3 separate regions of the Homo sapiens genome follow, and all the other regions are linked to region 3. Evidence: read pairs that join two places in POLR2A ChIA-PET (ENCODE). Cell type or tissue: PC-9. All regions are shown on one strand. Each heading gives the region's core, and the rest is flanking DNA. Links, peaks and the distances in the headings are about the cores only.

The links. ChIA-PET counts read pairs that join two places held together with the same protein. Peaks named below come from ENCODE experiments on the same cell type or tissue, not always from the same donor. Only the 100,000 strongest peaks of a DNase experiment are listed, where the experiment ranks them.
Region 1: POLR2A ChIA-PET joins it to region 3 with 5 read pairs; 3 of 35 experiments call an interaction of 5 or more read pairs at or near these places.
Region 2: POLR2A ChIA-PET joins it to region 3 with 8 read pairs; 3 of 35 experiments call an interaction of 5 or more read pairs at or near these places.

Annotation. Positions count from the first base shown.
Region 1 is chr3:185,695,958-185,706,243 of GRCh38, forward strand. It overlaps IGF2BP2 (insulin like growth factor 2 mRNA binding protein 2), which reads right to left. Exons shown (of 16, transcript NM_006548.6): 3 at 2,342-2,390; 4 at 655-706. Among named protein-coding and RNA genes, the nearest start is that of IGF2BP2-AS1, 12 kb to the right of the region's middle. In PC-9, for the core only: no CTCF peak of the experiment used is centred there; no DNase peak of the experiment used is centred there; H3K27ac peaks cover 615 bases.
Region 2 is chr3:185,780,096-185,790,381 of GRCh38, forward strand. All of the region lies in intron 2 of IGF2BP2 (insulin like growth factor 2 mRNA binding protein 2), which reads right to left. Among named protein-coding and RNA genes, the nearest start is that of MIR548AQ, 17 kb to the left of the region's middle. RefSeq lists enhancers at 1-477, 3,996-4,889, 6,676-7,567, 9,354-10,247. In PC-9, for the core only: no CTCF peak of the experiment used is centred there; DNase peaks (open chromatin) are centred at 6,316 and 6,768; H3K27ac peaks cover 3,022 bases.
Region 3 is chr3:185,905,480-185,915,765 of GRCh38, forward strand. TRA2B (transformer 2 beta homolog) reads right to left here. Exons shown (of 9, transcript NM_004593.3): 9 at 9,079-10,286. Among named protein-coding and RNA genes, the nearest start is that of TRA2B, 27 kb to the right of the region's middle. RefSeq lists a silencer at 211-402. In PC-9, for the core only: no CTCF peak of the experiment used is centred there; a DNase peak (open chromatin) is centred at 7,954; H3K27ac peaks cover 920 bases.

The DNA of each region.
Region 1 (10,286 bases), core at 2,778-7,777, 210 kb before region 3:
TGTATTTTTAGTAGAGATGGGGTTTTGCCATGTTGGCCAGGCTGGTCTTGAACTCCTGGCCTCATGTGATCTGCCCACCTGGGCGTCACAAAGTGCTGGGATTACAGGTATGAGCCACCACACCTGGCCTCGGGTGCTTTTTTAAATATAGATTCACGAGCTCTTCCCTGCAAGACTCTTACTCAGCAGGTCTACAGTAAGCCCTAGGAGTCTGCAATTCACAAGCACTTCAAGGGATTATTGGTATAGGAGTCCTATTCATTGGGTAACACTCAGTCCAAGACATTAGGGATCTGTTTTTCTTATCCAGGGAAAGGAAAGTAGCAACCGTGTAAATCCAATTACTCCTAAGTGAATTAAGCTTACCCTAGCCTGACAGCGTTTGTCAGTGCTTGAGCACACTGCACAGTATATGAGAAACAGCTTGTAAATAATATTCCTCGAAAAGGCAAACTACATAGACATACATAGAAAGAGACAGATATCTCTCACATCTATGTAAGATACATCTTACATAGATGTAAATACATATACTCTAGGAAGCTTATTTCAAAGAAATATGAACTTACTATTTCTCCCTGGAGTTGACCTAACCTATAAGAAATAACAGATAATATCTCTCTCCAAAACCCAAAAGGCTTCCTCACTTATTACCTTGTTCCACATTCTCCACTGTCCCATATTGAGCCAAAAGTCCATCCAACACCTAAAAGAGAAAGCTTCCATGTCAGAATGGGAAGGCAAGATCATATGTACAAAAAATACTACAGTGATATACCCCAGCAAACAAATTAAAGGAAAAAAAAGATGGTTATAGGAATAATCTAATTAAATTGATATCTCAGGTCTTCCATAAAAACAGTTAGAACTGAACAAATATATGGGACCTACATTGGCTTATTGGCTCCCAATTAATCTGTTCACTAAGGTTACACAGCAGAATTTCAGACTCTTAGTAACTGTTAACAATCACATTCGTCATGATGGTTGGAACACACTACTCTTACAATGAGAAGCAGAATAAAGTACAAGACTCACTCCACTTTCTTGAAATATTTAACAATTCTTTTACAAGGATCTCTTCATTTTACAAGGTAATAGGATGTGTATGTTTGAAATGTTCCATAATAATCAGGTTTTTTGTTTTGTTTTGTTTTGTTTGAGATGGAGTCTCCCTCTGTCACCCATGCTGGAGTGCAGTGGCACCATCTCGGCTCACAGCAACCTCCATCTCCTGGGTTCCAGTGCAGCCACTCTCCTGCCTCAGCCTCCCGAGTAGCTGGGACTACAGATGCCTGTCACCATGCCTGGCTAATTTTTGTATTTTTAGTAGAGACGTGGTTTCACCATGTTGGTCATGCTGGTCTCAAACTCCTGACCTCAAGTGATCCTCCTGCCTTGGCCTCCGAAGTGCTGGGATTTACAGGCGTGAGCCATCACGCCCAGGCAATAATCGTGTGTTTTTTTTTTTTAAAGTAATAAAAACATTAGATAAAACATTGTTTCCTTTAAGGCACGGTGTTTTCTTTGGGTGGGGAATAAAATATGAGGCAGTTTGTTTTTAAATCACAATAAGGCCACTCCTCATATTCTTACTTTATTTTAAGGTAGAAATCTTATAAGCTTTACAACTCTGAAAACATACCTTAACTGTCACAGCAACTAATTCAAAACAAACAAAAAATTCTGCTAAAACCAACAAAGACCTTTCTACTTTTGTTGCCTTTTCATTCACTTTTTTTTCCAAATTATAATCTGGAAAGATAAAAATCTTTTTAAAAATCATGAGATACAAGGCAGGTGGATTGCTTGAACCTAAGAGTTCGAGGCCAGCCTGGACAACATAGCAAAACCTCATCTCTAAAAAAATACAAAAATTAGCCGGGCATGGTGGCATGCATCGAGTCCCAGCTACTCAGGAGGCTGGGGTGGGAAGATGAGGTAGGAAGATCCCTGGACCCGGCTGCAGTGAGCCATGATTGGGCCACTGCACTCCAGCCTGGGTGACAAAGTGAGACACTGTCTCAAACATACAAACCAACAAACCATGAGATACAAATCACAACCAGGTATATATTTTGTTTCTTGGCTTATTTGCTGGTGCTTGGTAGCATGGTACTTGAAAAGACAGAACATGAGGGATCAAAGTACACATTCTATGAAAGAAACAAATACGACCCCAAACTCATTACAGATCACATACATTAGGGTACTGAAAAGAAAGAGGCAGGACCCAGAAGCTTTGTGGGAAACACTGAGGCCCTCTAATTCCTAAATGTAAAATGGAACTAAAGAAGGGAGAAATGTCTCATCAACCCATTAAAAATTGACACTGGCTTACCTCCCACTGCAGGTGAGGAGGGATGTTTCGAATCTGAATTTTCCTGCTCCTGTAAAGATAAAACCACAGACTATAACACTTTCTCCAGGACACAAACTACAGCAAATAATAAAAACCGGCTTAAACCCGTCATTTGAATTTGTTTTCTCACTGTGTTCACCATGGCATCAACAAAAAATTCCTACTGTGAATCATGAGCATAGTTTTTTTGTTGTTTTTTTTCGAGCCAGAGTCTCGCTCTGTCGCCAAGGCTGGAGTATAGGTGGTGCGGTCTCGGCTCACTGCAACCTCTGCCTCCCAGGTTCAAGCGATTCTCCTGCCTCAGCCTCCCAAATAGCTGGGATTTTTAAGACAGAGTCCTGCTCTGTCATCCAGGCTGGAGTGCAGTGGCACGATCTTGGCTCACTGCAACCTCTGCCTCCCGGGTTCAAGCGATTCTCCTGCTTCAGCCTCCCGAATAGCTGGGATTACAGGTGCCCACCACCACACCTAATTTTTGTGGGTTTTTTGTTGTTGTTTGTTTGTTTGTTTTTTAAGAAGGGGTCTCACTCTGTCATCCAGGCTGGAGTGCAGTGGTGTGACCTTGGCGCACTGCAACCTCTGCCTCCCAGGCTCAAGTGATTCTCCTGCCTCAGCCTCCCAAGTAGCTGGGATTACAGGCATGTGCCACCACACTTGGCTAATTTTTGCATTTTTAGTAGAGATGGGAGTTCAACATGTTGGCCAGGCTGGTCTCGAACTCCTGACCTCAAGTGATCCGCCTGCCTCGGCCTCCCAAAGTTTTGGGATTACAGGCGTGAGCCACCACACTGGCCTCATGAGCATGTTTTAAGGTTTTCAATTACTTTGGAAAAAAACAAAAAACAAATGAAAAACCCAAGAAATCCCAACAAGCTAAAATAATAATAATAATAATAATTTAAATACAGACTCATCTTTTCAATTTCCTACCAAAGTAGTTAGAATTTAAGTCATCATACAGATTCTATTTATACAATTATCCCCTTCTTCCTCAAAATATATTGGCCTGCAACTGACCTGACCCCAAAGTGTACCTAGGCTCAAACAGGACAGGTGAGGTCATATAGTGGGCTTCAACAAGATCAGATTTAGTTGCCCCCTTACCTAACAAGGCAAAATGCCATTTAAAAATATTTTTATTTCTGAATAGGTACTACAGTCCTAATTCAAAAGTTAAAACACTATAAAAAGTTATACTGTGAAAAGTCTCACCACCCCCTCTTTCACCAGAAATACTTTCTACATGTTATTTGCGTATCCTTCAGATTCTTTATGCAAATAATAGCAAATGTGAATATATATTCATATTTTCACCCTTTTCTTAGAGAAGTATCTGCATATTCTACACATTCTCTGCATCTTGCTTTTTTCACCTGACAGTCATATTCTTGAGATCTTCCTCAAGGTAGAGTTAGAGAGCTTCCTCACTCTATTTCATAACTACATAGGTATCCTGAAGTATATTTAATCCATCCCCTACTAATGGACATTTGGGCCTTTTCATTCAGAGGCTTTCCCCAAGACATCCTGCTGGTCTGAAAGCTTTGAATGACTTAGATTGTTTCTTGTTTTTACTTAAGCAATTAAAATTAGACAGAAAAAAGAACAGTATAAGTTATGTAATTTTTTTTTATCTTTGAGAACATGCTGGATATCCTGGAAATAAAGCATTTAAATGTTAGAGACGTTGTTTTAATAGAAGAGCTTGACACTGAAATCCTATAAATACTCATTTTGGGGGGTTGCCAGAAAAGAGATGTGGTGTACCACCTTGCGGGGTCAGAGGTACTAAACAGTGGCTATACACAGTCACATGTTTCTCCAGGGCTTTAATCTGGGCAACAGCCCCAGAGAGAAATGTTACAACTCAAGCAGAAAGAGAAAAGGAGAGACACACACACAGAGGTACAGAGATGGAAACAAATGGGGAAATAATGAATTAAATGAGGGGCTCTAGTTTTCTCAGCTCCTTTTTATGAAATGTCACAGGGGCAACCCCACCATTCTAGCTCCCATATACTACTTCAGTCTTGTCTATCTTTTTTTAAATATTAATGTATTCGTGCCTTACTAGGGCTGCTTTAATGACTATACAGAATCACTAATTGTGTATCAGGACGGAAAAAGAATCAAGAACTAATTTCTACCTCTATGCTGTGAAGGCTAATTCCCGACATGGCCTTTGGCAATAGTTCAGAATAAAACTGCCAGCACCATCCCATACAGTGGCTACATGGAAATTCTCTATGGAAGATGTCACCAAGCCTAACAGTCTGTAGAAAGGGCATCAGAATTCTCAAGAAAATAAAATATTTCTAAAGAAAAATATTTTTGTTATTTCCAAATACAAACATTGACTCCAACTGCTAACCAACAATTTACTGGTAGATATTCTATTGGAAGAAACTCACGAATGAGCACAGAGAGATGTGAACAAAGACAGCAACTGTAACATTATTTGTAACAGAGTGCATACAATCTAAATATTTACCAACGAGAGATGAATACATATATCATAATACAGCTGAATATAGAATATTATACAGCTCTTAAAAATGAAGTTGACAAGCATGCACTGTCATAGAAAACTCTCCAAGGTATGCTGTTACAAGAAAAGAGGTAATTACAGATTAAATTGATCCTGCTTTTAAAAAGCACAAAACCAAACTACCTGTTATTCAATGTGTATGTGTGTAAATGCACAGAAAAAGGCTGCACCAAGCAGATTTAGTTGGTAAAAGAATACTTTTAGCTACTAACTTTTTTATATTTTTTTAAATTATTAAATTTTTAATAGAGATGGGGTCTTGATATATTGCCTGCTGGTCTTGAACTCCTGGGCTCTAGTGATCCTCCCACGTTGGCCTCCCAAAGTGCTAAGATTAAAGGCATGAGCCACCATGCCCACCCCTTGTTTACTTTTTAAAATTGAGAATATATTCATGTCTTATCCTACAGGCTTTAAAAAACGAACAATGAAAACTTCTATTAGGGTTGCCTTAATATACAAGACTTATTTTTTTTAAAGTATACTGGAACCTGCTAAGTAAAAAAAAAAAAAAAAGAAAGAAAGAAAGAAAGAAGAAAAAACCAAGCCTCATTTTCTCCATAATTACACTAGGTATTCTTGAAATCTTATTTCTTATTCTTGAAATCTAATACAAGTAAAAGTCGTTTCTCATCCTCACTGCCACAGAACTATTAATGTATGTGGCAAACACTTCACGGTGCAAAAGTAGGAAAACTCCGCCCAATGCTGATTACCCCAAATACTAACTGAATGCATCTAAAACAATGGCATTTCCCTGTAATAGTTCAAGTAAACACTACACATAAGTTCAGTAACTGGGAATGTCCTGCTTTGTTAAGCCAGACACTTGGAGGAATAATCTCTTAAAAGCTGGACTGTCGCACCTCTGATCTCAGATCAGGATGGAAAGGAAGGAACTGAGAGCTAAAAAGAGAAATGGAGATCACTACGGTAGAACCAACTAACCTGGAGTTCAGCCGGTCATTTGGGAGACTATCCTGAGGGATTATCTTTTGGGGTCATGAGCAATTAGGATCTCTGAGATCTGCTGACTCCTGTGGCATCATCTGGACAGTATGCCTTCTCATCAGGGTACCCAGGAGGCCTGTCCCCTCCTTCCCCGGGAGGGACTCTGGCATGTCCTTCAAAACGCAGCTCACACATAATCCCTGCTGAGCTTTCCAGAATGTCTCCAGAAAGAACTGTTTCCTCTGCACTTTTCGGTTGTTCTGGTAGCTCACTCTTCGCCATAATTACTTATCTGCTAGTGCTGTGTCCCCTCAACCCCCGCGGTGATTTCATCAAGGACAGGTTCCTTGTTTACTATTCCACCATCTAGCACGGGGTCTCATACACAGGGGCTGAGAAGAGCACTCCTGCTGCTGGCTGCAGTCTGTTCATGATGAAGATCCTCCTGACCCCACCCAGGAAAACGAATTGTCTATTTTTTCTTTGCCAGGAAGTCAACAGGAGAGGGAAGGAGGTGTTCGTTTCCCTCCTTCCTTTAGACAAGAAAGGAAAGTATCTGGCTCAGTCTCAAATGAGAGTATCGATCTTTCTCCCTGAAACTGTGCCCTGCTTTAAAAAAACCAAACACACAGTAACTTAGGAAAGTGATTGGTAATAGGAAAATAATTCTTTGTCCTTTAAAATAATAATTTCACAGTTCCAATATGTTAAAGATGAAACCAAGCTTCTCTAATTACAGGTAAAAGGCATTTTTCATCCTCACTCACAGAGCCACAGAACTATTACAGCCGTCTCCCAGCTGGTCCCTCCATCTTTGGCCTGCACCTCCCCCTCTCCCATCCACTCCTCACCTGGCTGCCAGTCACTTTTTCCACACACGGAGAGGGCTACTCCTGCCTTCCTTGACTCCCTGCTGCTGCCTCCTCCCCATCTCTATCTTTAAACACTCCTTCACACCAAGCCCCTCCACCTGCAGTTCACAAGTGTGCCAGAATGAGCCTTCAACTCCCTCAGCTCACCCTCAAACAGAAGTAAAAAGAGCAGCAGGAACATGTCTTTATTTCACCTTCATTTTAACTGGAAGCAGAATAAGACCTGAAGTCAAGCGAAGGGTGCTCTTTAATACAAATATATAGGCTCTTTCCCTGTGGCTTTCGGATTCAGGAAGTTAGAACTTCCCACTCTCAAATTCAAGTAAACTAAGTGTGTGGGAAAGGGCCACCTACCAGGAAACGAGTAATGCAGCCCTGGAGCCACCCTGCTTTGCTAGGGAACTGGCTACCTTCACCGATTCTGGACTCTGGTCAATTGATTATAGCACACATGTGTGGACTATCAAACTGTAAAGAACTACAGAATAAAATATATGTAATCCCAGCTCATCTAACTAATTTATAGTTGACGGGTTCCAAGGACTTTCAACATATAAATGCCTCAGCATACATTTTATAATCTGTTATATTTATAATACGTTATCTTTGGCTGTAGATACCCAGAGGTAACAGAAGGTTCCAACTGAGTGAATTTCAGATAAGCTAGATGTCCATTGTTATGAATTTCAAGGGCCTGGCAGAAATTATTTAGTTACGGTAGAATTTGTTGCTTAAAGTAAGGAGGCAATCAGCTGGGGAAATAAAATCATATTTAACTATTGAGGAACCTCGTGAAACTGAAGAACCATTTCATCTGTATTATTAAAAAAAAAAGTTGGGAGGCTGAGGCAGATGGATCACTTGAGGTCAGGAGTTCGAGACCAGCCTGGCCAACATGGTGAAACCCTATCTCTATCAAAAACATAAAAATTAGCCGGGCATGGTGGATGGTGTGCACCTATTGTCCCAGTTACTCAGGAGGCTGAAGCAGGAGAATCACTTGAACCTGGGAGGTGGAGGCTGCAGTGAGCCGAGACTGAGCCACTGCACTCCAGCCTGGGGGACAAGAGAGAAACTGTCTCAAAAGAAAGAAAGAAAGAGAGAAAGAAAGAAAGCAAAACACCTGCTTTGGTGTGAGGAGGATAATGCCATAGTTTTCAGGCATATGGTCTATTAGCCACAAGTCTATCAGCTACCTTGAGAACTCTAAACCAAGCCTTGGTTATGCTGTGGGTCTGACTAGAGAACAAATTAACATGAATTGTGAGAACCCAGCTTGTAGGATTCCAGCTTCCATTGGAGAATTAGGCCAACTAGGAACTGGAGGATTCCCAGGTAACTTTTGGGCAAGAGAGGCAACATAGAGGGCCTTGTGAGAGCGTCCTTTGGGGCTCCATGCGGGATTCTACCCAAATACGTCCCATCTGTTTCCACAACATTTCTGAGCTCCATCAGATGATAAAAGGGATTTCCTCATGTGCATTACCTGTAAAGAGAGGCAGGTATGCTAACCGGCCCCGAGCTGGGACAGAAACCACCAGCGCTCCCAGCCCTCCTCCCCTTTAGCGCTGCAGTCAGATTCCAGTCTATTGCACGCGCTCATTAGTGTGTCTTTCCTATTCCTCATTAGTTTGAAAGTTCCCCTAAAAACTTCTGGTCACTCTGTACAAGGGACATCCTGTGCTAAACTGAACTAGGACCTAGGGCTGCTCAAGGAAGCAAATAAATCACCAGTGATAGCCAAGTCCAACCCTCTACCCAACTGTCTCTTTTTTTTGAGACACGGTCTTGCTCTGTCACCCATGCTGCAGTGCAGTGGCGTGATCTCAGCTCACTGCAGCCTTGACCTCCCCGGCCCAAGTGACCCTCCCACCTCAGCTTCCTGAGCAGCTGGGGCTACAGGCCCAAGCCACCATGCCCAGCTATTTTTTGTAGTTTTTGTAGAGATGGGGTTTTGACATATTGCCTAGGCTGGTTTTGAATTCCTGGGCTCAAGCAATCAGCCCACCTTGTCCTCCCAAAGTGCTGGGATTACAGGCATGAGCCACCACGCCAGCCCAACTGTCTCTTAAAGTTCTCTCTTTCTCTCAAACCCAGACACCACACGGGAGGATCACAGAGACTGATTAAGAGTCAATGAAAAAAAATTGTTTAGTCACTTTCTTTGTTGCAAAATGACTAAGAACAATTGCCTCCGCCTCTATGGAATCCAAAATAAAATAAATGCATTAGGAAACGAAATGTGTTCAACATAAATAAACTGTTGAAAATGAACACAATGAACAAAAAGCAGTTTGGGGTATTTTTTAAGAGAAAAAACAAATGATAAGCACAAATCCCTATGAATATTGGTAGTGTTATGAGCCAAATCATAAGAGGATTAAATTAAATACTGTGGTGACCTGCTGCAAAGGGCTCCCCCGCAAGACGCAGTCTTGCTCTGTTGCCCAGGCTAGAGTGCAGTGGTGCGATCTTGGCTCACTGCAACCTCCGCCTCCCAGGTTCAAGTGATTTTCCTGCCTCAGCCTCCTGAGTAGCTGGGACTACAGGTGCGTACCACCACACCTGGCTAATTTTTGTATTTTTAGTAGAGACAGGGTTTCACCATGTTGGCCAGGGTGGTCTCGATCTCCTGACCTCGTGATCCGCCTGCCTCAGCTTCCCAAAGTGCTGGGATTACAGGCATGAGCCACTGTGCCCAGCCCTGCAAAGGGTTTTGAGCCAGGAGAACTGCAGTTATGAACCCAGTAACTTCCCTGGCTCTATAAACTCATGTTCACAAAACCATAAGCCCCAGAACAGCCCTCATAACTCATGCTTCCTGGGCAATTCAGAGACAGAAACTCATGGAAGTTCACTGCTTGAATGAAACAGGAAAAAAAAAAAATCACTTAATATGATGTATCTTGGTCTGTTTGGACTACTATAACAAAACTCCATAGACTGAGGTTATAAACAGAAATTTATTTCTCACAGTTCTGGAGGCTGGGAAGTCCAAGATCAAGGCACCAGCAGATTTGCTGTCTGCTGAGGGTCTGTTCCTCATAGAAGGCACTGTCTAGCTGTGTCTCTGGATGGAGGAAGGACTAGATATCTCTCTGGGGTCTATTTTATAGAGGTACTAATCCCCTTCATGAGGGTTCCACCTTATGATCTAATCAACTCTCCAAGGCCCCTAAATATCACCACCTTGGGGGTAAGGATTTCAACATAAGAATTTGGGGGAGACACAAACTTTTAGACCACAGCAAAAAGCAATAGTCTGAGATTAATTCATTTATCTCCCCACAGCCCTCTCAGAGCCTACTAGCTCACAAAAAGACCTAACACAATTCTAGATTTCTCTTTTGAGGAAGCCATCAAAGATTCTTAATTGTTTCCTGTTGAAAGGAGTGGAGCCGGACGTCGTGGCTCACACTTGTAATCCCAGCATTTGGGGAGGCCAAGGTGGGAGGATGGCTTGAGTCCAGGAGTTTGGCACCATCCTGGGCAACATGGCAAGACCTCATCTCTACAAAAAGAGATGGTGGATAATTCCATAATACTATTCATT
Region 2 (10,286 bases), core at 3,545-8,544, 130 kb before region 3:
GTTGTGGAATGTTCCACTTAGTATGACAGTTGTTTAAAGTAAAAGAAAAGAAACACAAATGCCTCATTATATATTCTCTCTGGATACATATACGCATATGTAAAGGAAGAGAAAAGGTCTGGAAAGACAGATAATGAAAGGAAATAGTGGTTACAACTGGGAAAGGAGGAAAGGGACCAGGATTAGGGATGGGAGGTTAAAAGAGGATTATGATGTTCTATTTGCTTATTAATTGAAAGGAGAATACATCACTTATCACCTGTGGGACAAATATTTTTCAAGTAGCTATATAGTTCCTTGGCCAAATGAGTTTATGGAGAGAACATATGTTCAGGATAAGGCTGCAGAAAGATGGACAGAAAATTTAAAGATCTTCAGCAAACTGCGGGTATTTGGTACACTGGCACAGACCATTTTTTCTCGCGTTTTCTCCCACATACACATTCAGCTGCTACTGCGTATATTCTGCGCTATTTAAAAAGGTCTTCAAAAGTGGTATGATGTTGGTTTTTCTGTGTATACACAGAAAGGTAGCTTTTTTCATTTGTCTGTGAGCTACCTGAAAACATGTTATATACGTGATTCCTTCTGCTACTGCACATTCCCACGGATGATATGAATTCTACCTAAATGAATTACTCACCAGGCTATGTATAATCATAATAATATATTTTTAAGATCCCTAAGAAGTGCACAGAGCACATATCGTCCCCATTTTATAGCCGAAGAAACCAGCTCAGAAAGGTTGCATGATATGTCTACGGACTATCTAACCAGTAAGTGGCAAAGCTAGACCTTGGCTCACATCTTGTGATTCCAAGTCCTCTATCATTTCAATTACACCACATTTGCCACACTGTCATATTTAAATATAATACCTATCCACATTTTAAGGCAGTTTTTTGGCAGCTTCAGGTTGGAAATTCTCAGGAGAAACATTAGAATTCAAATAATATGTACACTTTGGGGCTCTCAAATCTAGTTATTTGAGTTTTTTAACTTTTCCAATACCTTGCCTTGAACAACCCAAGGAAATAAGGCTGCAAAAAAATACTACTACCCTATCCTCAACATAAAGTAGATTAAGGATGAATTCCAGCTATTCTGCATTTTTAAAAAAATTGTCTGTTTTTATTGTGGAAAAAACTCAACAAATACAAAAGCAGACAAATACTATGTATCCATCTCCCAGCTTCAGCAATGATAATCCATTAGAAATGTCATAGTGAGAATGTCAACAGTGTTTGAGGAGCTGGGAGGAAAGGAAGAATCTAGTTGTCTGTCCCGAATAATAGGCTGAAAAATTCCATTTCTAAAGGTAAGTGACACCTGGAAGCTTTTCATGTGAAATATTCTCAATCTGACTTATAGGCTTTGTGAAGTTAAACTCTTTTTAAAGGTTTGGCGTTAACAGGGTTAAAAGGTTACAGTGGATCCTGGATATTAAATAATAATATTAAAATAATACAACTGACTTCTTGAAGTCGGTTTAAGCATTGTGACTAGAGAGATACAACTCTGGACATATATGCATGCCTTTATTTATAGCAGCAAGCACCAAGTCTTATGGGAAAAGCTCCTCAATCATTTAAAAATCAAACTATTTTAAGCACCTCACAACTTTCTAAGAATTTTGTTTGTTTGCTTTAACATTGTTCCCAAAAGTTGGGTCATAAGTTGTTTGTGTTTGTGTGTGTGTGTGTGTGTGTATGCATGAGTGCGTTTGCTTTGGGGAAATGTGCAAAATGGGGTTAGTGGGTTTGAAGCATCAAAGGCTCTTTGAATAGTTCTAACCAGGGCTGCATTTGTGGGATAAGGTCCTGGGAGTTCATAGTATGACTAAGAAGTGAATTAGCTACTTGAAATATTTTTTTTTAGAATTGGGCAGAATATATATATTGTTTAAAAAATATGAATCAAGCACAGCTCACTTCAAATAGAAGGCATATTTCCCATAACCATTTAAAACATATGTACTGGTTCTGAGATCTTGCTAAATTTAAACCGTGACTCAGTAGAGTAAGACAACTCCTTCCTTCTTCGTTCAGAAAGAAAAGAGTGAAGAGATGGCCCTAGTAGTGAGTACTGCTAAAAACACCCTCTTTGTGCCAGGAACTTAATGTGCCAGGAAAATTTTAATGATGTAGAGAATTATTAGCCCCCAACTCCCTTTTCTTAGATGAGAAAACAACAGGTTGAAGGTATTTAAAACTCGCTTAAAATCACACGGCTAATTTCTAATATTGGTCCATTTGACTCCAAAATCTACCCCTTTTCCTCTGTATCACATTGATATTCAACTAGACTAGAAGCATCATGTGTTTGCTTCAAATAGTCTTGAAACGTTTCACCGACTATCTCTGCTTGGAATTAACCTTTTGGGCATGGTGTTCTCTAATTTACCATGTTCAAGAAACTCACATTCGTTTACATAGAAAGTTATATTACCATCCACTAATTTTGAGACCCTTTGAAAAGGGCTTTCCACTATACCATGGCACTTACAAGGTGGTCACCAAAAAATAATTATTCCTAGTAATTTTATTCCATCACTGGGAGCGCAGACTGTCAATTAACAGGCATACCTACACTGGTCTTACCTGAAAATAGCTACATAACTGTGTCCACACAGTGACTAGAATAAGTCAAAGCATGAAACTCACAGGGTACAAGGCTCTTACACAGAGAAGAGCCGGCATGAAGTTCACCAGGATCCCAGGGTGGGGACTGGGAGGTGGAAGTCGCTGGCTTTCTGGCATGGTCACCAAGTAACACCCACCTGAGATGTTCTCCCAAAGTCTTGTGGTGGTTATTGTTTTCAACTCCATCTTTAAGAGCACATATGAAGAAGTTATGTAGTTGGGATTAACCACCTGTCAGCTGTGGGCCTTGTGTTATCAAGTTACTAACACAATTAATAGTTCTAATTACATAGTTTTTAGTTCAAGTTTAATTCCACTAAAGTGTCATGGTGAAGCTAGACCAATTATGAAGGTTTATGGATAAAAGGATAGTGATAAGATTAAAGGTTATCATATATATGATTCACAGTTGAGACACACAAGATACTTGCAAACCAAGAGTGGTCCTTCTTGTTCTACGAACAGCAATAAAAGTAAATGTGCCCCTCACCTATACAGATTTCTAAACATCTGGACTCTTACTGAAAATAGATTGAAGCCTCTGCTCTGAGAAGGTCATGGAAGGCCTAACTGCACAATGGCCCTCAGGTGGGAGAGTGGGCTAGGCCCTCCAGGGTTACAGGGAGCTCTGCACAGGGGAAGAAGGACTTAAGGTGGTAGAAAGCCACTGTGATTGCCAAGGTCAGCAAAAGTGGAGTTCTCACCCCTGAGGGCAGGACAAAGAGTTCCCAAGATTCCAACCCAGGAGGTGTTTACAAACTTAGGGACATAAACCAGGGAAAGTCTATGAGAGCCGTTACTTGGTCACCAGCCAAAGGTCATTGCCTCTGTACCTCATTGTCTTTATCACCTTATGTAAAAACAGACCTCTACTTCCAAGACCTGACTGGCCGAAGTGGTTAATACCTATTTGTGCATAACCAGTAGCTCAGCTATGCTTCCCCATCTATGATGTAAATCTTCCCAGGGATTCAGAGTGATGGGGTGGGGATACAGAATGGGTGTAGTCCATATTTTCCCCAGTTTATTATAAAGGATATCACATTTTTGTGGAATATCAACCCCTTGTGAAGTTTTAAAATATTTTTTGATATTTTTACGTTAAAGCAAACATATAGTAGAGTACCTTGACAGAAAGTTATTATACATACATACGAAAAATATACACAATCTTTGTTAATATTTTAAAATAAAAAACAAAATTAAATAAACAACAGCCTGGCGAGGTGGCTCACGTCAGTAATCCCAGCCCTTTGGGAGGCCAAGGCAGGCAGATCACCTGAGGTCAGGAGTTCAAGACCAGCCTAGCCAACATGGTGAACTTCGTCTCTACTGAAAATACAAAAAATTAGCCAGGTGTGGTGGCGCATGCCTGTAGTCCCAGATACTTGGGAGGCTGAGGCAGAAGAATTGCTTGAACCCGGGAGACAGAGGTTATAGTGAGCTGAGATCGCACCACTCCACTCCAGCCTGGGCGACAGAGTGAGACTTTGTCTCTAAATAAATAAACAAGTAGATAGATAGATAGATAGACAGACAGACAGACAGACAAAGTTTTGTGTTTACAGAGGTCACTTTGATCGAAACATCCTCCATCCCCTCGGGCATCCTGCTCTGAAGAGAATTTCAGTAGAGATATTTGAGGAACACTGACCTGCTGGATCTCTAGGAAGTTCCCTCAGCACTCAGAATGGAATGGCTCATCCCACCCGTCAAAGGCCACCTCCAGCACAGCACAGCAGGAGGCACCAATCCTTTACACTGCTCTTTAGGGGCCCTCCACACACTACCCTCTGAGCAGCTACAGAGCTGGGTACTACTGCATCAGCACTGCTCATGCTATGAACACTTTCCCCATGCAATGAATGCTGTTCCAGCGATCCCCTGCTATTCATCATCATCAAACCCTGCAACGGCAGCAAAAAGGTCAACTGGTAGTAGAAACCAAGTCAAACTGTATGTACAGAGATGGGTCTGTGAGAGGGCAAGCTGGGCCAAAGAAAAATTGTAAGGAGAACTCAAGGGTACAATGGGCATTTGCAGAAGTATCACCAGTACAGCCAGTCCCAGAAGCTCATTCACTAACCACCTACTATGTGCAAGGCAATGGGGATACAGAGATGCCTAAGACAGTCTTTGCCTGTGAGGCAAGTCAGGATGACCTAAATTCCTGACATTTCAGTGGTGTGCTGTCAAAATTTATATATTCTAAATCAGACTTAATTTTTTCAGGGAAAATAATGAAATGCCTGTGTTTTCTTTTCAATTAACAGCTGACGTGGGACAGGCACGGTGGCTCATGCCTGTAATCCCAGCATTTTGGGAGGCAGGGGCAGGCAGATCACTTGAGGTCAGGAGTTCCAGACCAGCCTGTCCAACATGGAGACACCCAGCCTCTACTAAAAATACAAAAATTAGCTGGGTATGGTGACGCACACCTGTAATCCCAGCTACTCGGGAGGTTGAGGCAGGAGAATCGCTTGAACCTGGGAGATGGAGACTGTAGTGAGCCGAGATCACGCCACTGCACTCCAGCCTGGGCAACAGAGTGAGACTCCTTCTCAAAAAAAAAAAAAAAGAAACGACATGATTGCGAAGAGCTTATATGGAGCTTTCGGGGTAGAGACCGTTATGCCCCAGCATTTAGACACTCATTTTACTGTGTCAATAACGAGTGTTAAAAAAAAAAAAAATGGAATTCTGGTCTAATAGGCAAGAAGCATCTGTCTGATATATCAGGGAGACTTAAGCATTTGACAAACTTCTAAAGGATTTAAAAGATGTTTTGAAATTAAAATGTCCACAGCATGGTGGCTTGTGCCTGTAATTCCAGCAACTTGGGAGACCAAGGTAGAAGGATCACTTGAGGCCTGGAGTTTGAGACCAGCCTGGGCAACATATCAAGACTCTGCCTCTAAAAATAAAAAAAATAATAATAATTAGCTGGGCCTGATGGCATATACCTGTAGTCCTAGCTACTCAGGAGGATCACTTGAACCCAGAAGTTTGAGACTACAGTGAGCTACAATGGGGCCATTGCACCCCAGCCTGGGTAACAAAGGGAGACCCGCCTCTTTATAAATTAATTAATTAATTCCAGGGCATAGAGTTCACTGTGTAAACCATTTCTAGACTGAATTGGTCATTAAAAGTAGATCTAAGGATTCTTTCATTCAACTACAAGATAACAAATTAAATAGACTGAAGAAAATGTTCTCAAGTCTCTGCTAAATGCAGGTATATTCAGAGGTTGATAAGATACATGTCCTGTCTTCCAGAATTCAGTTTTAAGCAGTGTTTTTCAAACTTATCTTTCATTATCGCTCCCCTAATGAGCTAATTAAACTTTTTTTTTTTCAAATCGCTCCATTACCACCCACTACCCCCGCCAAGAAATTTTAATACCAAAGATAAACTATGTATCTGTTGATGTACTGCGTCCCTTTGAAAGGCTGCAAGTCATTACAACAGCTAAGATTTCACTCCCCCCAAGAATCAATGTTCACTCCCCTGGAGGCAACATGGCCCCACTGAGAAATCCTGGTGTAGAGAAAATGTTCGTAGAACCTGTCAGGCCTCTGAGCCCAAGCTAAGCCATCGTATCCCCTGTGACCTGCACGTATATGTCCACATGGCCTGAAGCAAGTAAAGAATCACAAAAGAAGTGAAAATGGCCGGTTCCTGCCTTCACTGATGACATTCCACCACTGTGATTTGTTCCTGCCCCACCTTAACTGAGCAATTAACCTTGTTAAATTCCTTCTCCTGGCTCAGAAGCTCCCCCACTGAGCACCTTGTGACCCGCCCCTGCCCGTAAGAGAAAAACCCCCTTTGATTGTAATTTTCCACTACCCACCCAAATCCTATAAAACAGCCCCACCCTAGGTCCCTTCGCTGACTCTCTTTTCGGACTCAGCCCACCTGCACCCAGGTGAAATAAACAGCCTTGTTGCTCACACAAAGCCTGTTTGGTGGTCTCTTCACATGGACGCGCGTGACAGAACCCTCTTAAGATACGTGGAAACCTACATATACATTTTTTTTCATCAAAATCTGAAAGGACTCCCTGATCAAAAAAGATTAGATCTACAGCAGGGGTCAGAAAACCTGTTCTGTAAAGGACTGGATAATAAATGTATTTTAGGTTTTGTGGGCCACATACTGCCTCTAAGGCATATTCTTCTTTATTTTTTGTTTTGTTTTCACAACCTTTCGAAATGTAAAAGCCTTTCTTAGTTCAAGGACCCCACCAAAACAAATTACTGCCCAAATCTGTCCTGTGGGCTGGAGTCTGCTGACTCCTGATCCAGAGGAATAATAGCTAACATTTTTTGAAATCTTAACATTTATAAAAAAGTAACCATTTGTAGAATGGTGATGGCCGGAGGCTGGAAGGGGGGCAATGGCGAGTTACTGTTTAATGGGTATAGAGTTTCTGTTTTACAAGACAAAGACAGTTCTGGAGATAGATAGTGGCGATGGCTGCATAAACAACGTGAATGTAGTTAACGCTCCTGAGTTGCACACTTAAAAATGGTTAGGGTGGTAAAGGCGATGTTATATGTATTTTACCACAATGAAAAAAATCACTTAAAGAAATAAAAAATATGTCATTTAAAAAATATTTAACGTTTGTTCAATACCCACTAAAAAAAAATGAGTAGATATTTTCATTTTATAACTGAAGAATTTGAGGCTAAAAGAGCTCTGACAGGCCGGGCGCGGCGGCTCACGCCTGTAATCCCTGCACTTTGGGAGGCCGAGGTGGGCAGATCACTTGAGGTCAGGAGTTCGAGACCAGCCTGGCCAACGTGGTGAAACCCCACCTCTACTAAAGATACAAAAATTAGCTGGGCGTGGTAGTGGGAGCCTGTAATTTCTGCTACTCAGGAGGCCGTGGCCCGAGAATCACTTGAACTCAGGAGGCAGAGGCTTCAGTGAGCTAAGATCACACCACTGCACTCCCGCCTGGGCAACAGAGTGAGACTCTGTCTCAAAAAAAAAAAACAGTTTGCACGAGTTACAAAGCTGCAAGTGGAGTGCTGAGATGGGAAGCTGTAAAGACTGAGCTCTTAGCCAGGATGGATGCTGTTTTCTCAGCACCAAGAACTCCTTTCACTTATTTTCTCCAACAGATCAACATCATTTGTTAATAATTTGTTTTGTTTTTTTAAACAATTACTTAAAGGTAATATAGACAATCAGAGCTTCAGATTCATTCGTGGCAAAAATCAAAAAGAAATTAGGCATTCTAGTTAGCACGTCAAGATTTTCTTCATGTAAATCTAAGTTGCATGAAAGCAAGGACTTTCCTTATCTGTCTGTTTCATCAAAGTACCCTCTGTTCCTACAACAGGGCTCTGTATTTAGAAATGTGAAAAAAGTGTTTACCCTCTTTTACTGCTGGGTCCTTAGTATTTGGGAGACCCCACATTATAACTGAAACTACTGAAGGCAGGTGGATTCTAGGATCCCTGTCATCTCTAAAGTTGTATGTTTCAGCCAGGTACAGTGGCTTATACCTGTAATCCCAACACTTTGGGAGGCCGAGGTGGGCTGATCGCTTGAGCCTAGGAGTTCAAGACCAACCTGAGCAATATAGGGAGACTTTGTCTCTATAAATAATAAAAAATTAGCTGGGCACACACCTGTTGTCCCAGCTACTCAGGAGGCTGATGTGGAAGGACCACTTGAGCCTAGGAGCTAGAAGCTGCAGAGAGCTATGATTGCGCCACTGCACTCTCAGCCTGGGCAACAGAGCAAGACCCCATCTCTAAAAGTAATAATAATAATAAAGTTGTATGTTTCAATGCCTTGATATGTTTATTTCACTAGTTCAGTCAGTCAACCATAGTTTTTGAGAACACACTACAGCATAAGTGCTAGTCTGGGTTCCTGTGGAAAAACAAACAGAGTAAAATAGAAATGTAATCTCAAGTCTACTGGTTGTAAAGTCCAAAACTGACAAACGACTTTTTTTTTTTTTTTTTTTTTTTTTTTGATAGAGTCTCACTCTGCCCAGGCTGGAGCGCAGTGGCGCGATCTCAGCTCGCTGCAGCCTCCACCTCCTGGGTTCAAAGTAATTCTGCCTCAGCCTCCCGAGTAGCTGGGATTACAGGCACTGCCACCACACCCAGCTAATTTTGGTATTTTTAGTAGAGACAGGGTGTTCACCATGTTGCCCAGGCTGGTCTCAAACTCCTGACCTCAGGTGATCTGCCTGCCTTTGCTTCCCAAAGTGCTGGGATTACAGGTGTGAGCCACTGTGCCCAGCCTCATTCTATTTTTTTGAGACAGGGTCTCACTATGTTGCCTAGGCTGGAGTGAAGTGTCTATTCACAGGCCACTGCGAATATTCGATCCTCCCGCCTCAGCCTCTTGAGTAGCCGGGATTACAGGCACCAGCATCAACAAAGACTGTAAAAGATTTTCAATGAATCAAGGAAAGAATCTTAACTAGTTGTTTGAGCTGAGTTCCATATGGACTAAAAATGCATGAAAACTGCTGTATCTTAACTGTTTACAGCAGTTCCCTCAGGGTATCATCTGTGTGACCTCCCTGGGCATGTGACACAAGCTGAGCCTATCACGCACCCCTTAGAACTGTCACAAACACATGACCTAGGCTAGGCCAGTGACCATTCTTCCCTGGGATTTGTCAAACTTAAGCTGGGGGAAAAGAAGCCTGTTTTCTCTCAGATCACAGCAATAAAGATGTCTATAGATGGGCAATGACCACAGTCATATCCCCTTCCATGTAGAGGAAGCCCACCAGCAGCAAGACAAAAATTAACGCAACACTAAGAGATAAAAGGTGAGGAGAGCACGGAGCCACATAGGGCACACAGCTGTGTTTCAAGTCCCTGGTTATGAATGTCCTTAAAACCCACCTCATTCCAGCTCTTCCTGAAATCTAGTTAAGTAAGCAAAAAAAAAAACCCCTTTTGCTTCAGCTAGACTATGTGAGTTTCTGTTACTAACAACCAGGAATTTTTTTTTTTTTTTTTTTTTTTTGAGACAGAATCTCACTTTGTCACCCAGGCTGTAATGCAGTGGCACAATCCTGGCTCACTGCAACCTCCAACACCCAGGTTCGAGTGATTCTCCTGCCTCAGCCTCCCAAGTAGCTGGGATTACAGGCGTCCGCCACCACATCTGGCTAATTTTTGTATTTCTAGTAGAGATGAGGTTTCACCATGTTGGCCAGGCCAGTCTTGAACTCCTGAACTCAGGTTACCTGCCCACCTCAGCTTCCCAAAGTGCTGAGATTACAGGTGTGAGCCACTGTGCCCAGCTGCAACCAGGAATCTTAATGCATGGGCTGAGGAGGCTGACTGACCTAGACGACAATGTGCATCATCCCAGAAGTAGGCTAAAGGTAACCAGCTCCTCAGCTCACCCTGGACTGCTTCCTCGTCCTTCCTCCACCTCTAGTTTTCATCTGAGAAACTAGGTTAAACCTCTTTGCTACCAGGTGTGCTCAAATCCCTTAAACAGGCAGATCTGACATAAAGTACTGTTTAATCATTTTTGCTTCTAAACAAAATGATTGGGAAGTGAGTCTCCCAAAGTCCCCCAAATACAATAATTTTTATCTTAAAAGTGCCTTTACATTGTCTAGATCAAACACTCAAAAACAAGTGG
Region 3 (10,286 bases), core at 5,051-10,050:
ATTTTTTGTTTTTGAGATGGATTCTCACTCTGCCACCCAGGCTGGAGTGCAGTGGTGCAATCTCGGCTTGCTGCAACTTCAGCCTCCTGGGTTCAAGTGATTCTCCTGCCTCAGCATCCCGAGTAGCTGTGACTACAGGCATGCATCACCATGTCCAGCTAGTTTTTTATATTTTTAGTAAAGATGGGGTTTCACCATTTTGGCCAAGATGGTCTCGAATTCCTGACCTCGTGATCCGCCCGCCTCAGCCTCCCAAAGTGCTGGGATTACAGGCATGAGCCACCGCACCCGGCCTAGTTTAAAGTTTTTAATCGAGGTATAATTTATATACTGAAAAATATACAATTTTAAATGTATATATACAATTTTGATTATAGTGCTTGATGAATTTTACATATGATTACACCTGTATAGCCACACATAGATCAAGATATAGAATATTTCTGGTACCATGAAAGGCTTTCTCTTACACGCCTTCTCAGGCAATACAACCTCAAGAAGCAACCACTCTTCTGATTTCTTTCAACAACCGTTAGTTTTGCTTGTTCTTGAACTTCATATCAATGGAATCATATATTACGTACTCTTCTATGTCTGGTTTATTTCACTCAACAACATTATGTCTGTGAGATCCATCCCTGTAACCAATTGTAGCCGGTATTCCCTATTTGTATTGATGTATTCTATTTCATCATATAAATATACCACAATTTATTTCCCATTGAAGGACATTTGAGTTGTTTTCAGTTTGGATGTATTATGAATAAAGCTACTATGAACATTCCCATACTTTTTTTTTTTGAGACAGAATCTCATTCTGTCACCCAGGCTGGAATGCAGTGGCATGATTTCAGCTCACTGCAACCTCTGCCTCCCAGGTTCAAGATCTTCTTGTGCCTCAGCCTCCTGAATAGTCGGGACTACAGGTGTACACCACCACACCTGGCTATATTATTATTATTATTATTATTATTATTATTAGTAATAGTAGTAGTAGTAGTAGTAGTAGAGATGGGATTTCACTATGTTGGCCAGGCTGGTTTCAAACTCCTGGACTCAAGTGATCCACCTGCCTCAGCTTCCCAAAGTGCTGGGATTACAAGTGTGAGCCACCATGCCTGGCTTGTACATGTTTATTGCAGATGTAAGCACTCATTTCTATGGGGTGAAATTTCTGGGTCATAGGGTATATGAAGGTTTAGCTTTAATATATATTGTCAAATAGTTTTTCAAAGTGGTTGTACCAATTTATACTTCTGCCAGCAACGTATACAAGTTTTAGTTGCCCTACATTCTCGTCAACACTTGCTATTGTAAATTTTTAAATTTTAATCATTCTGGGCTGGGCTCGGTGGCCATGCCTGTATTGCTAGCACTTTGGGAGGCTGAGGAGTACAAATCGCTTGAGCCCAGGAGTTCAAGACCAGCCTGAGCAACATAGGGACACCCTGTCTCTACAAAATATTTAAAAATTAGCTGCGTGTGATGGCATGTGCCTGAGGTCCTAGCTACCCGGAAGACTGAGGTTGGAGGATTGCTTGAGCCTGGGAGGTCGAGGATACAGTGAGCCATAATCACACAATTGCACTCCAGCTTAAGCGACAGAGTAATACCCTGCCTCAAAAAAACCTCAAAATTTTGAGTCATTCTAGTGAGTATACAGCAGTTTTTCATTGGAGCTTTCATTTGCATTTCCTTGCTAAGCTTATTAGCTATTTGCATATCCTTTTTATTTACATGAAATGCCTGTTCAAGATGTTGTGCACTTTTAAAAATTGGGTTCTGTATTTAACTATTCTGTGTAAGAAATTCCTTTAAGACATACTGATTTAAAACATCAATAAACATTTATTCTCAGTTTCTGTGGGTTAGGAATTCTGGAGTGTCTTAGCTGGGTGGTTTAGCTCAGGGTCTTTAATGAAGTTGCAGTAAAGAGGTTACATGGGGCTGTGGCCACCTGCAGGCTTTAGTAGGCTGAACAATCCATTTCCAAGATAATATATGGCTTACTCACATGGCTGCAAGATGGGGCTGAGTGTTGGCAAGATGCCACAGTTCCTTACCACATGGATTCTCCACAGGATGACTGGCCTTTCCCAAAGCAAGTGACCGAAGAGAGAGGAGGGCAGAAGCTGCAGTGTCTTTTTTTTTTTTTTTTTTTTGAGATGGAGTCTCGCTCTGTTGCCAGGATGGAGTGCAGTGACGTGATCTCAGCTCACTGCAAACTCCGCTTGCTGGGTTCAAGTTATTCTGCTGCCTCAGCCTCCTGAGTAGCTGGGACTACAGGTGTATACCACCACACCCGGCTAATTTTTGTATTTTTAGTAGAGACAGGGTTTCACCATGTTGGCCAGGGTGGTCTTGAACTCCTGATCTCAAGTGATCCGCCCACCTCGGCCTCCCAAAGTGCTGGGATTGCAGGCATGAGCCACCACGCCCAGCCTATTTCTTTCTTTTAAAAGACAGAGTTTCCTTATATTGCCCAGGCTGGTCTCGAACTACTGGGCTCAAGGGATCCTCCTGCCTCAGCCTTCCAAAGTGCTAGGATTACAGGTGTCAGCCACCACTCCTGGCCCTACTCTCTTAATAGTGTTTTTAGGTGACTGGAAGTGCTTAACAGCTTTATTAAGATGAAATCCGTCTGCTTAAAGTGCAAAATTCCATCGCTTTTAGTATATTTACAAAGTTAAGTGACCATCACTACAATCAGTTTTAGAATATTTTTCCTCAGGCCCAAAGTGACTGCCATACCTATTAGCAGTCACTTCCCCTTCCTCCTGCAAATTGCCGTGCCTAGGAAACTACTAGTCTACTTTCTCTGCATAGAACTCTCTGTTCTGCATATTTCATATATATTAAATCATGTAATATATGGTCTTTTGTGACTGGTTCCTTTCACTTAAAATGTTTTGAAGGTTCATTCATGTCAGCATGTATCATTACTTCATTCCTTTTTATTGCCAAATAATATTCCATTGTATAGATATATCACTTTATTTATTTATTTATTTATTTATTTATTTATTTATTGAGACGGAGTCTCGCTCTGTCGCCCAGTCCGGAGTGCAGTGGCGCGATCTCGGCTCACTGCAAGCTCTGCCTCCCAGGTTCACGCCATTCTCCTGCCTCAGCCTTTGGAGTAGCTGGGACTACAGGCGCCCGCCACCGCACCCGGCTAATTTTCTGTATTTTTAGTAGAGACGGGGTTTCACCATGTTAGCCAGGATGGTCTCGATCTCCTGGCCTTGTGATCCGCCCGTCTCATCCTCCTAAAGTGCTGTGATTACGGGCGTGAGCCACCGCGCCCGGCCCGGATATATCACATTTTATTAATCAATTCATCAGCTGAAGGAACATTTGGGGTGTTTCTGTTTTTCGGCTATCACTAATAATGCTGCTATGAACATCCACGTACAAATTTTTGTGTGAACCTATGTTTACGATTTTTTGGGTATAAACCCAGGAGTAGAATTGCTGAGTTGTATGGTAATTCTATGTTTAACTTTTACTTATTTATTATTTTTTTGAGACAGAATCTTGCTCTGTCTCCCAGGCTGGGGTGCAGTGGCATGATCTGGCTCACTGCAAACCCCGCCTCCCAGGTTCAAGTGATTCTCCTGCCTCAGCCTCCCGAGTAGCTGGGACTACAGGCACGCACCACCACGCCCTGCTAGGTTTCTTTTTTGTACTTTAGTAGAGATGGGGTTTCACCATGTTGGCCAGGCTGGTCTCGAACTCCTGGCCTCAAGTGATCCGCCTGCCTCAGCCTTCCAAAGTACTGGGATTAGAGGCTTCAGCTATCACCAGTAACTTCTATAAAGCTCAACAAAGGTAAAGTCAAGGGCAAATCTTCTCCCTCAAACCAACTTCTTTCTTTCTTCTCATTTTTAACAGGGCCACTGCGAGCGGCCAGGAGCCCAGGCTCGCAGTCAGCAACTCTTCCTTTCCCATTAACTCCCATAGTCTTTCACAAATTCCTATTTGTCCTTTTTTCCAAATGCCTCTTGCATTTTTTTGAAATGTAACAATTTATTGATCAATATAAATGAAATAAAATTTAGAATTTATTTCCAACTTTGCTATATTGCATAGTAACGAGACTCCATCTCAATAATTATGAATTTCCATATCTAAATCCAAAGATTCTTAGATTTGTAAGAATTTGGAAGTTATTTTCTATCCTCCCATTTTATAGAAAAGCAAACCAATGCCTGGAAAATTAGGCATATTTTAAACGGTCTTACATTAATTAATTGTAAAGAGAGTAATATAATGAAGTCTCCTGTCTTCTAGACAAGTGTATTTTTTTTTTATTTATTTAAGTTCTAGGGTACATGTGCACAACGTGCAGGTTTGTTACATATGTATATATGTTCCATGTTGGTGTACTGCATCCATTAACTCATTTACATTACGTATATCTCCTAATGCTACCCCTCCACCCTCCCCCAACCCCATGACAGGCCCCGGTGTATGATGTTCCCCTTCCTGTGTCCAAGTGTTCTCATTGTTCAGTTCCCACCTATGAGTGAGAACGTGTGGTGGTTTTTTGTCCTTGCAATAGTTTGCTGAGAATGATGGTTTCTAGCTTCATGCATGTCCCTACAGAGAACATGAACTCATCCGTTTTTATGGCTGCATAGTATTCCATGGTGTATATGTGCCACATTTTCTTAATCCAGTCTATCATTGATGGACATTTGGGTTGGTTCCAAGTCTTTGCTGTTGTGAATAGTACTACAATAAACATACATGTACATGTGTCTTTATAGCAGCATGATTTATAATCCTTTGGGTATATACAGTAATGGGATGGCGGGGTCAAATGGTATTTCTAATTCTAGATCCTTGAGGAATTACCACACTCTTCCACAATGGTTGAACTAGTTTACAGTCCCACCAACAGTGTAAAAGTGTTCCTATTTCTCCACATCCTCTTCAGCACCTTTGTTTCCTGACTTTTTAAAGATCGCCATTCTAACTGGTGTGAGATGGTATCTCATTGTGGTTTTGATTTGCATTTCTCTGATGGCCAGTGCATTTCTTACTTTTCTCTCACTCCCTCTGCCTTCATCCTAGGCCAGAGCCTGCCCCTGGGCTGGGCTCCCTATAGACCCTTTTCTAAATTATCGTTCTACTCCATTCATCTATTCCTTCATTCATCAGAAGAGCATCTGTGGAGCACTTAGTGCCAGACACTGCGCTAGACACTAGATGCACCCGTAACACAGACATGGTCCAGCTGGGGAGGCAGGTAATTGACAGGCAACTACAGTGTCTTGGGGTGAGTGTGATGATGGAGGAAGCCCTTAGCTGGGACCATAATCCAGATGGAGAGGCGTGTTAGGGGGGGGCCTACACACTCCTACTGGTTTCATTGTCCTAAACACTTTTATCCTGTTTCAACTAAAATTGGCTTTCTCTTACTTTTGTTCCTTTGGGTTCAAACTTTGTAGCCTGAGATTCTAAGGCCTTTCTGGTCAACCCAGGCCCATTCCCAGGACTCTCTAGCAGAAGAGGTAGTAGTAACAATGATAGTAATAATAGCACATCTTCATTAAGCTTATTTATCTTAAATAACAGGCCCTCTTCTAAGTACTTTTCTTAATGTTAACTCTTCACAACATTCTCTATGAAGGAGGTACAGGTACTATAATTAGCACCACTGACAGAAGGGAGTCATGAGTGCTAAAAGGCAGAATCTGGGTTCAAATCCAGGTGGCATGGCTTCCAGGCTGGCATGTGATGATGACACCATTGTGTATCAGTGTAACCTGGCCGTGTGGACCTCAGACTCTAAATCATACATCCTAAGTTCTCCCCAAAGACCTTTTTACTCCTGGTCCCCTCTCCCCTGAGAATGCCCTTCTCTTTCTTATCAAACCCTATAGAAGGCTTTATTTTCACTTTCTTGATGTTATCGTTTGCAGCACAAAGCTTTTTAAATTTTAATTAAGTATAATTTAGCAATATTTTTTATTAGTGTTTTCTGGTTATTGTTTAACCTAATTCCCTTTTCCAATTGTTTGTTTAGATTCCCGTCTTTGTTCTTGAAGATTTTAAAACCTAGTGATCCTTGATTATCTGTTCATATTTAAGAAAGAAACAGATTGTGGCCGGGCGCAGTGGCTCACGCCTGTAATCCCAGCACGTTGGGAGGCTGAGGCAGGTGGATCGCGAGGTCAGATTGAGACCATCCTGGCTAACACGGTGAAAACCCGTCTCTACTAAAAATACAAAAAATTAGCCGGGCATGGTGGTGGGCGCCTGTAGTTCCAGCTACTTGGGAGGCTGAGGGTGAATAGCAGAAACTCGGGGGGCGCAGGTTGCAGTGAGCCGAGATCACGCCATTGCACTCCAGCCTGGGAGACAGAGCGAGACTCCGTCTCAAAAAAATAAAAAATAAAAAAAACAGATTGTGAATGGAAGCCCGACGTGCAAGGGAAAGCTCATCAGCTGATGGGCTTCACTGGAGGGCAGAGCTTCCCAACCTTTTGTGCATCAAGGCATACACAGAAAATGACAATAGCGGTGAGGTACACTGGGGGTAAACTGGTGGTGATTTGGGTACCCATAATGGACTTAGTAAAAAACTCCTGCAGGGCTGAGCCCGATGGCTCACGACTGTAACCCCAGCACTTTGGGAGGCTGAGGTGGCATCAGCTGAGGTCAGGAGTTCGAGACCAGCCTGGCCAACATGGAGAAACCCCCATCTCTACTAAAAATACAAAATTAGCCAGGCGTTGTGGCTCATGCCTGTAATCCCAGCTACCTGGGAAGCTAAGGCAGGAGAATTGCTTGAATCCGGGATGCAGAGGTTGCAGTGAGCTGAGATCATGCCACTCTCTCTAGCTGGGGAAACAGAGTGAGACTCCATCTCAAAAAAAAAGAACACAAAAAACACAAAAAACCCAAAACAACAAAACCCCTGCAGTTTCTTTACATAAAATAATTGAGGAAAATGTAATAAAATATAAGCTATTAGTAACAATATTAAAACATTTAATTAAAATAAATTCTTTGAAATCTTCCACAAACACTTTTCAAAAATTTTAGTGAGAAACTTGAGCTTGATTCCACTAATTTAACAGGTTTGATGGTTAAGCTAGTTACATGTAATTCCTAAGTATTTTTAAAAACAATCTCTTCGGCCGGGCCCAGTGGCTCACGGCTGTAATCCCAGCACTTTGGGAGGCTGAGGCAGGCAGATCCCGAGGTCAGGAGTTCAAGAACAGCCGGGCCAACATGGCGAAAACCTGCCTCTATTAAAAACACAAAATTTAGCTCAGCGTGGTGGCGGGCACCTGTAATCCCAGCTTCTCAGGAGGCTGAGGCAGGAGAATCACTTGAACCCGGGAGACAGGTTGCAGCGAGCTGAGATCATGTCACTGCACTCCAGCCAGGGTAACAGAGCAAGATTCCGTCTCAAAAAAAAAAAAAAAATAGCTGGACCTGTAGTTCCCTATTTTGGAGACTAAAATGGAAGGATCACTTGAGCCCACAAGTTTAAGCCTACAGTTTAGCTGTGATCACACCACCGTACTCCAGCCTGGGGGACAGAGTGAGATCCTGTCTCAAAACAAAATCAATAAAAGCAGTATGTATAGTTGCTATCAACTATATAGAAATGGTTTTCTCCAGGTGAACTCTGGTACAGAAGCCAAGTCACATGGTACAATACAGGTATGGATATAAGGTCCCATAAAGGAATGACTAGAAACCAAATCCACAGAATGTTATTTTCAGTGAGAACAAATTACTGTCCCCCCTCACAAGGAAACTTAGTATTGCAGTTATTCCCATCAAAGTATATTTCACATTGGAGCTCAGTTGTGGTAATGTTTAAACTTGAGTGGATACTCATGTTGAAGATATGTTCATTGCCTTTGCTGTTACCAATCTATCCTGCTGCTCCAACCCTTTAACCACGAAGATGATTAGATATTGATCTGTCCAGAAGATACCTGTAAACTCATGCCTATTTCTCCAGACGAAGACAATGAGCCAAGTTTTTCTTCTCGAGGTCTTACAGTCCTTGTTCTCCTGTAATCCTCTATACCCAGCTGAGCACATCTTTTGACTGGGAGCTGCCTTAACAGCCCGTTGGTAAGAAGCCTTCCCAATAACGGGTAACACAAAACTTTTATATTATGTGTATCCGTTAAAATAAAACCTATTTAATACATCAAAGTGGCTCACAATCTTCATCTCCATCATCTTCATGTTGAGTAGGCTGAGGGGGTGGGGGTGCTGGTCTTGCTGCCTCAGGGGTGGCAGAGGCAGAAAATTCCTGTAAGGAGACCCACACAGTTCAAACCCATGATGTTGGTCAACTGTTATTTTTGGTAAGTTTGGGTATTTATCTTTCTACAACAGTTCAATAGTTACAGGTGTCTTTGGCAAAAAGACTATTATTTCTGTGAACCTAGTATCTAGTTAACTACAGCTTGAAATTCCTGCCAGATCCCTTCACACACATTTTATCTTGCTCCTTTATTAACCCTGCCAACTTCACCTTCTAAGGGCTAACAGTGATTACCTGGTCTTGGCTGGGAATGGGTGGCTCACGCCTGTAACCTCAGCACTTTGGGAGGCCGAGGTGGGTGAATCACCCGAGGTCAGTAGTTCGAGACCAGCCTGACCAACACGGTCAAACCCTGTCTCTACTAAAAATACAAAAATTAGCCGGGCGTGGTGGTGCACGTCTGTAATCTCAGCTACTTGGGAGGCCGAGGCAGGAGAACCGCTTGAACCTGGGAAGTGGAGGATGCAGTGAGCTGAGATCGTGCCACTGTACTCCAACCTGGGCAACAGGAGTGAAACTGTCTCAAAAAACCACACACACACACACACACACACACACACCAACGAACCCCCCCCCCCACCAAAAAACAGTGATTAACTGGTCTCTTAGTACTAACGTGGGATCCCATTTCAATTCATCTCCTCTTGCCAGGCCAGTAAAGCTCTTGAAATAGTTTTAACTTCATCAACTGATTACTCATGGGGAGAAGGGATTATTTTGGGTCTTGTCTTGCTAGTAAGGGACAGAGTGAGTGGAATAGAACCAATCCAGTATTCTTGTCACTTTTAAGTCTTTACATTATATATTAAAGATTACACATAATAATCCTTTACACTATATACAATAATCCTTTACATTACTGTAGTAGCATTCTGGCTTTTTGATGACATTTGGCATAAGCTAGCATTAAGTCCAATCCTACAAGAGCCAATCAAAATCCACTGAGATGGCATGCTGAAGGAATATTGGAGGCGTGTCCACTGCTAATAAATCCAGCCTAATCCATCCTCAAAATTTCCATATAATTTACAGAAATTTTGATAATGCAAACCAAATCTTTTTATTTCTTCTCGGTGAAACTTCTAATTCTCAATTTCTCCTCCTGGGCCTTGCAGAATTGGAATCCTAGTCAATGGTGTAAGAGGGCTAAGAGCTATTAGTTTTATCTTAAGGCATATATTCCTTATGTAGGGGCAACAATGTAAACATTGCAGACCTTGAGCATTCTCTAACATGTAGTTAGATTTCCATAAGGAAATGTGCAAGCTAGATCCCTCTCAAGCGCACTTCACAATAGGATTCCTGCTATGAAAATCTGCTGTTGCTGATCTGACAGGCGGCGGAGCTCAGGCAATCCATGGCCAGGAGATCGGAAACCCCTGCTCCCAGGTCTACAAATCTTTTGACACAGCCTTATTTCCACTTGCTGGGACCCTGTTGATTTCCTGAGAAGTTTCACAAAAGCCTAGTATAAAACTATTTAACTTAGCAATCTTCCAAATGAACTTTACATTTGGTTTTAGTAGTCTCAGCCCTACAGCTATAAGAAATGGATTGTTTGTATTGGCATATAAAAGCCTCCAAGTCCCTTTGCCTTGAGGCAGTAACTTTAAGACTCAAATTTATCCTTTCCCATGGCTTTTGTCTGATTCAGCTGCCCATGGCAGCAGTTACCTAGGGGTTACCTACGGGTAACTGCTGCCTCCCTTTCATGAAACTGGCGACTAGCATTACAGCACATCAAAAGACTACCACTTTGTCTCACTACTTCTCAGTCTATCTCAACTTGGTAAAATTCCAAATTTTCCTCAGTCTTTTGCCTGTTAACACTCTTTGTAGCCATGTCAAATGGCTAAAATTCTTTCAAATCTAAAAGCCAGAAAACAACTCAAACTAGCCTAAAAAAGGAAACTTTCAATCAGCAGGATAAAGGATGGCTACACAACTAAAGGGCTAAAACTCAGGCTTTAGGATAGAAACC